2 separate regions of the Homo sapiens genome follow, and region 2 is linked to region 1. A link is an interaction called in ENCODE POLR2A ChIA-PET data of the cell type or tissue named here. Cell type or tissue: GM12878. All regions are shown on one strand. Each heading gives the region's core, and the rest is flanking DNA. Links, peaks and the distances in the headings are about the cores only.

Region 1 (2,922 bases), core at 282-2,781:
AAAGTGGAAAGCTCACGCCTGTAATCCCAGCACTTTGGGAGGCTGAGGCGGTCGTATCACGAGGTCGGGAGATCGAGACTATCCTGGCTAACACAGTGAAACCTCGTCTGTATGAAAAATACAAAAAATTAGCTGGGCATGGTGGCGGGCACCTGTAGTCCCAGCTACTCGGGAGGCTGAGGCAGGAGAATGGTGTGAACCCGTGAGGCAGAGCTTGCTGTGAGCCAAGATCGTGCCACTGCACTTCAGCTTGGGCGACAGAGCAAGACTTGTCTCAAAAAAAAAAAAAAAAAAAAACAGTGTGTGGCATTCCCCTGTCCCCCAATTCTCTCTTGTTCTTGCTTTCACCATGTAAAGTACCTGATCTTGCTTCACTTTCTGCCATAAGTAAAAGCCCCTTGAGGTCTCCCCAGAAGCTGAGCAGATGCTGATGCTATGCTTCCTATGCAGGCTGCAGAACCATGAGCCAATTAAATATCTTTTCTTTTATGAATTACCTGGTCTCGGGCATTTCTTTATAGCAATGCAACAACGGCCTAATACAGTGCTCAGTAAGTGTCTTTTGAATGAATAAATGAAAGCAAATGAATCAATGAGAGAAATGAATCAAGAGGAGATTCTTTAAATAATTCACCCATACAATAGTCAGTAGCCATTAAAAAGAAACAAATAATAATAACAATAGCACGTGTTTATGGAGCTTTTTTTTTTTTTTTTTTTTTTTTTTGAGACAGAGTCTCCCTCTGTGGCCCAGGCTGGAGTGCAGTGGTGCAATCTCAGCTCACTGCAACCTCTGCCTCCCAGGTTCAGGCGATTCTCCTGCTTCAGCCTCCCAAGTAGCTGGGATTACAGGTGTGCGCCACCATGCCTGGCTAATTTTTGTATTTTTAGTAGAGACAGGGTTTCACCACGTTGGCCAGGCTGGTCTAGAAATCCTGACCTCAAGTGATCTGCCTGCCTAGGCCTCCCAAAGTGCTGGGATTACAGGTGTGAGCCACCATGCCCGGCCTGAGCTTGTACTACACACTACATACTACGCTAAGATTTCCTCACAGATTATATACTTTAATCATCACAATAAACCTATGAAATAGGTAGATACTACTAGGGATGGTCAGGATTTTCTCATGGAACATAATGAAACTCAATTTAAATTGTGCAGGTAAAAGAAGGAATTTATTGGCCCATGTAACTGAAAAGTCCAGAGGGTAGCTCTGGCGTCAGACTTAGTTGGATTGAAGGACTTAGACAACGTTGTGATGATTTAGTCTCTCTCTCTCCAACTCTCTTCTTTCCCTTCTGTGGGCTCGATTCCCCAGGCAGCCTCACTACAGATGGTAGGTCCTTCAGCAGCTCCAGGCTTACATGGTCTTTGGGACACTTGATCTCAGAAGACAAAGCTCACAAGTCACCCTAGGGAGGGCCCTGCCTTTCCCTGAGCCAATCCCAATTCCTGTGTCCAGAAGGATAGGGCTCCCTGACGAAACCAGTGAGTGTGTGCACCCCTGAAGAGCAGGGAGAAGTAGGCAGATAAAAACCACAGCTCATTACAAATGCCTCCTTTACAGATGAGGAAACTAAGACACAGACCAGCTAAGTAACTTCCCTCAAGTCTCTGAGCTAGTAGGTGGCAGAGCCCACATTTGAACTTAGGCAGCCTGACTTTTGAACTTAGGCAGCCTGAGTTTGGAGCCCATGATTTTAGTGTGATAGTTAATGTTACATGTCAACTTGACTGGGCTGCACAGTACCCAGATATTTGGTTAAATATTATTATGGGTGCATCTTTGAGGTTGAGATTAACATTTGCTACAGTCTGAATACTTGTGTCCCCCAACACACATAGTCCCCAGTTTATATGTTGAACTCCTAATCCCCATGGTGATGGCATTAGGAGGTACAGCCCTTTAGAAGATGATTAGATAATAAAGGCACAGTCCTCATGAATGGCATTAGTGTCCAAGGGAGCTCATTTGCCCCTTCTACCATATGAAGACATGGCAAGAAAGTACCATCTATGAACCAGAAAGTGGGCTCTCATCAGATCAAATCTGCCAGTGGCTTGATCTTGGACTTCCCAACCTCCAAAACTGTGAGGAATAAATTCTTGTTGTTCATAAGCTGCCCACTTTATGGTTTTTTTTTTTTTTTTTTTTTTTTTGAGATGGAGTCTCACTCTGTCGCCCAGGCTGGAGTGCAGTGGCGCAATCTTGGCTCACTGCAAGCTCCGCCTCCTGGGTTCACGCCATTCTCCTGCCTCAGCCTCCCGAGTAGCTGGGACCACAGGCGCCTGCCACCACGCTAGGCTAATTTTTTGTATTTTTAGTAGAGACGGGGTTTCACTGTGTTAGCCAGGATGGTCTTGATCTCCTGACCTCGTGATCTGCCCACCTCAGCCTCCCAAAGTGCTGGGATTACAGGCGTGAGCCACCGCGCCTGGCCCTTATGGTATTTTGTTATAGCAGTTTGAATGAATTAAAACAAAATGGTAGACTGAGTAAAGTAGATTGCCCTCCCCAAGATGGGCAGGCCTATTGAAGGCCTGAACAGAAGAAAAGGCTAAGCAAGAAAGAATTTGCTGTCTGCCTGAAAGCCTTTGAGTTGGGACATCCATCTTCTCCTGCTTCCGAATCAGACTAGAACTTACACCATGGATTCTCCTGGTTCCCAGGCCTTTACACTGCAAATCTTGGGACTTCTCTGCCTCCATAATTGTGTAAACCAATTCCTTATAATAAATCTCATATATAATTTCCCATTGGTTCTGTTTCTTTAGAGAACCCTAACTAAAAGACTATACTGCAGAACTATATATGGAAGATGTACGTGACTTATTTCAAAGTTAAAAAAAAATCAGCTAGAGTATACTATGTGTTACATGATTCCATTTATATGACCATACACAAATGAAAAGCCTAGACG
Region 2 (2,922 bases), core at 176-2,675, 590 kb after region 1:
TTTTGTGCTTCAAAGGACATTATCAAGAAAGCAAAAAGACAACCCACAAAAGGAGAGACAATATTTCCCCACAAAATTAAATCATATATCTGATAGGGTTCTGGTAATTATATACATATGTATATCTTAAAACTCAACAATTTTAAAAAATCCAATTAAACAATGGGCATATAAACAAAAACCAACTCAATTTAAAAAGGCATAAAGAATCTGGATAAGACGTTTTCCAAATAAAACCCTGTAAATCCCCAATAAGCATATGAAAAGACACTCAATGTTATTAGCCATCAGGTAAATGCAAATGAAAACCACAACTGATATACCCACAAGGATGGCTATAATCAAAAATGTCTGATAATGACAATGAGTGTTGATGAGAATGTTGAGAAATTAGAACCATTTCATACTACTAGCCGGAATGTAAAATGGTACAGTTTCTATGGAAAACAGTCTGGCAGATCGTCAAAAAGTTAAAGACAGAATTTCCATATGACCCAGCAATTCTACTCCTAGTTATATACTCAAGGGATCTGAAAACATATGTCCATACAAGAACATGTACATAAATGTGTATAGCAGCATTATTCACAGCAGCCAAAAGACTAAAATGGCCCAAATATCCATCAACTGATGAATGGATAAGTAAAATACTGTATATTCATACAATGGAACATTATTCAGCCATAAATAGAAATGAAGTACTGATATATGCTATAACACAGATGAACCTTGAGAGAATTATATGAAGTAAAAGAAGCCAGACACAAAAGGCCACATATTGTATGATTCCATTTACATGAAATGTCCAGAATACACAAATCCATAAAGACATAAAGCAGATTAGTGGTGGCCAGGGGATGGGGAGAGAAGGGATTGGGAAGTGACTGCTTATGGATACTGAGTTTCTTTTTAGGGTGATAAAAAATGTTAGTGGTGATGGATGCACAACCTTCTGAATACACTAAAGACCACTTAATTGTACACCTTAAAATGGTGAATTTATGGCATATTAACTATATCTCAATTTTTAAAATTCCAAAATAAGCCGCTAATATAAATCCATTCCTTTAGCACACTAGCCCATTTTCTTTCCTCAGCAGACTTAGAGAACAAGTACTCTTCATTTACCATAGCATGATTTTGTGAGTCTTTAATATCTTCAAACAGTAGTAGACCCAGTTAGGTAACCTTACTTGATACAGAAGTAGAATAGACAAATTTGCATCTTATCTGGCACAGTTCCAAAACAGAGGATGCATTCATTACCGACAGCACAGCTAGGACAATAGAAGAATCACACATTTGAAAAGTGAAAGCTTCCGCCCAGAGCAAGTCAATAAAAAAAAACAAAACCCCAAACTACTAACTCTTCATCCCTGAGCCTGCCTGGCATGCATGGGATCTCATTCTGCCAAAAACCAAATTCAAAACAAATATCAAGATTCTAGGGAGGGCAAAGTTCAAACAAGCAAAAGCATTTCTAGTTGTTACTGCAGATAAGGGATAAACTGATGTGTTTCATTCTGGGCTTGTTATTATCAAATTGACCCTGGCCAGCAGAGGATAAAATTAGGATGGTTTCACTCCAGGTAAAAAGGTAGAGCTCAGTTCCAGAGTGGCCCGCACTTGAAATACTTTCTACTTCAATTAATTCTGTCAGAAAAGAGACAAATTCAGAAATCTCTTCAGGTTAGAGCCCTAGCCCTTTTCAGTGTTGTAAAATTCATACTGGGAAGAGGCTGAGGTAGGAAATATTACTGTCATCACTGAGGCTTTCAGTGCTTATTGTCAATCGTTATGAAACGATCTTGTCTGATTCATACCTCTAAACAATCAGAAGAAATCAAAGTAACAATGTAAGAGTTTCAGGAACAAATACAAAACTTGCCTGATGGTTGTAGCTTTGAGTTGTGCAATTCTAGGAATGTACCATGATCTCTGGCTTCTATCCAGAATGCTAAATAGACAATCTATCTGAGGAAGGGCCTGATCCCTCATACCTGGCCTGGGCAGGTCTGTGACTACATGTGTATCACTCGCTTTGAACCTGATACCCTATAAGACAAGGGAAGAAAATCTGGAAACTGGCAAAACAGTTAAAAAAAAAATTGGACAGTCATTGTAGGGCTCCTGCCAACTTCTGGTTTCTTGCCATAGAGAGTAATGATTCCTGCCAGTCACTTAGAAAAAGAATAGCTTCTAGAAAAGCTAAATTGCTATGACCTGAAAGCAGCAACTCTGCATCAGCACATAAAAACTTATAGGAAGTTGGAAGTCTGAAAAATCAGATTCATATTCAGAAATTTAATCTCTCCTCCAATACTGAAGCTATAATGAGAAATAAGCTCCTGCAAAAACACATATTAATCATTTTATTGGTTCTGTTGTTAAAAAAAAAAACAAACAATAACACCCAGCTAGTGTTACATTCTCAGTGCAAATGATATAAGGTTTTGTGATGGCAAAACCTTCAAATTATTTTATCCATATTTGTTCTATAACTTTTTAATACTAAATATTCCCAAATAAATAGAAGTCAATGGACTCAGGAAAGCAGCCATAAAGCCTATTTGAGTTTCCATACTGATCGCAGATCTTCTAGTGTTGGTCTAAATATTCTAGTGATAAACAATTCAGCACCTAGAATAATTCTCCATGTCAGCTGTGCACAACAGTTACAAATGAAATTTTGAAAATGTCTTTGGGGGAATAAAAGCTTTGTGAAGATGCTGGGGGAGGGGCAGTGAAATGTGGGTGCTTCAGAAATCAACAACAGTGGACAGGATGTTAATGAGCTATGACGTCAGCAGAGACATGTATTGGTAAGCTACTATTCAAGTGGGCTCAACTTTAGGCCTCTCAACCCAAAACCTGAGCTTAGATCCAACACACATTCATAGGTCTTTAGGTAAAAGGCAAGGG

Evidence for each region. Peaks named below come from ENCODE experiments on the same cell type or tissue, not always from the same donor. Only the 100,000 strongest peaks of a DNase experiment are listed, where the experiment ranks them.
Region 2: POLR2A ChIA-PET joins it to region 1 with 9 read pairs; 2 of 35 experiments call an interaction of 5 or more read pairs at or near these places.

Annotation. Positions count from the first base shown.
Region 1 is chr6:37,811,495-37,814,416 of GRCh38, forward strand. No RefSeq gene overlaps it. Among named protein-coding and RNA genes, the nearest start is that of ZFAND3-DT, 6.4 kb to the right of the region's middle. In GM12878, for the core only: no CTCF peak of the experiment used is centred there; no DNase peak of the experiment used is centred there.
Region 2 is chr6:38,403,214-38,406,135 of GRCh38, forward strand. All of the region lies in intron 6 of BTBD9 (BTB domain containing 9), which reads right to left. Among named protein-coding and RNA genes, the nearest start is that of BTBD9-AS1, 77 kb to the right of the region's middle. In GM12878, for the core only: no CTCF peak of the experiment used is centred there; a DNase peak (open chromatin) is centred at 1,298.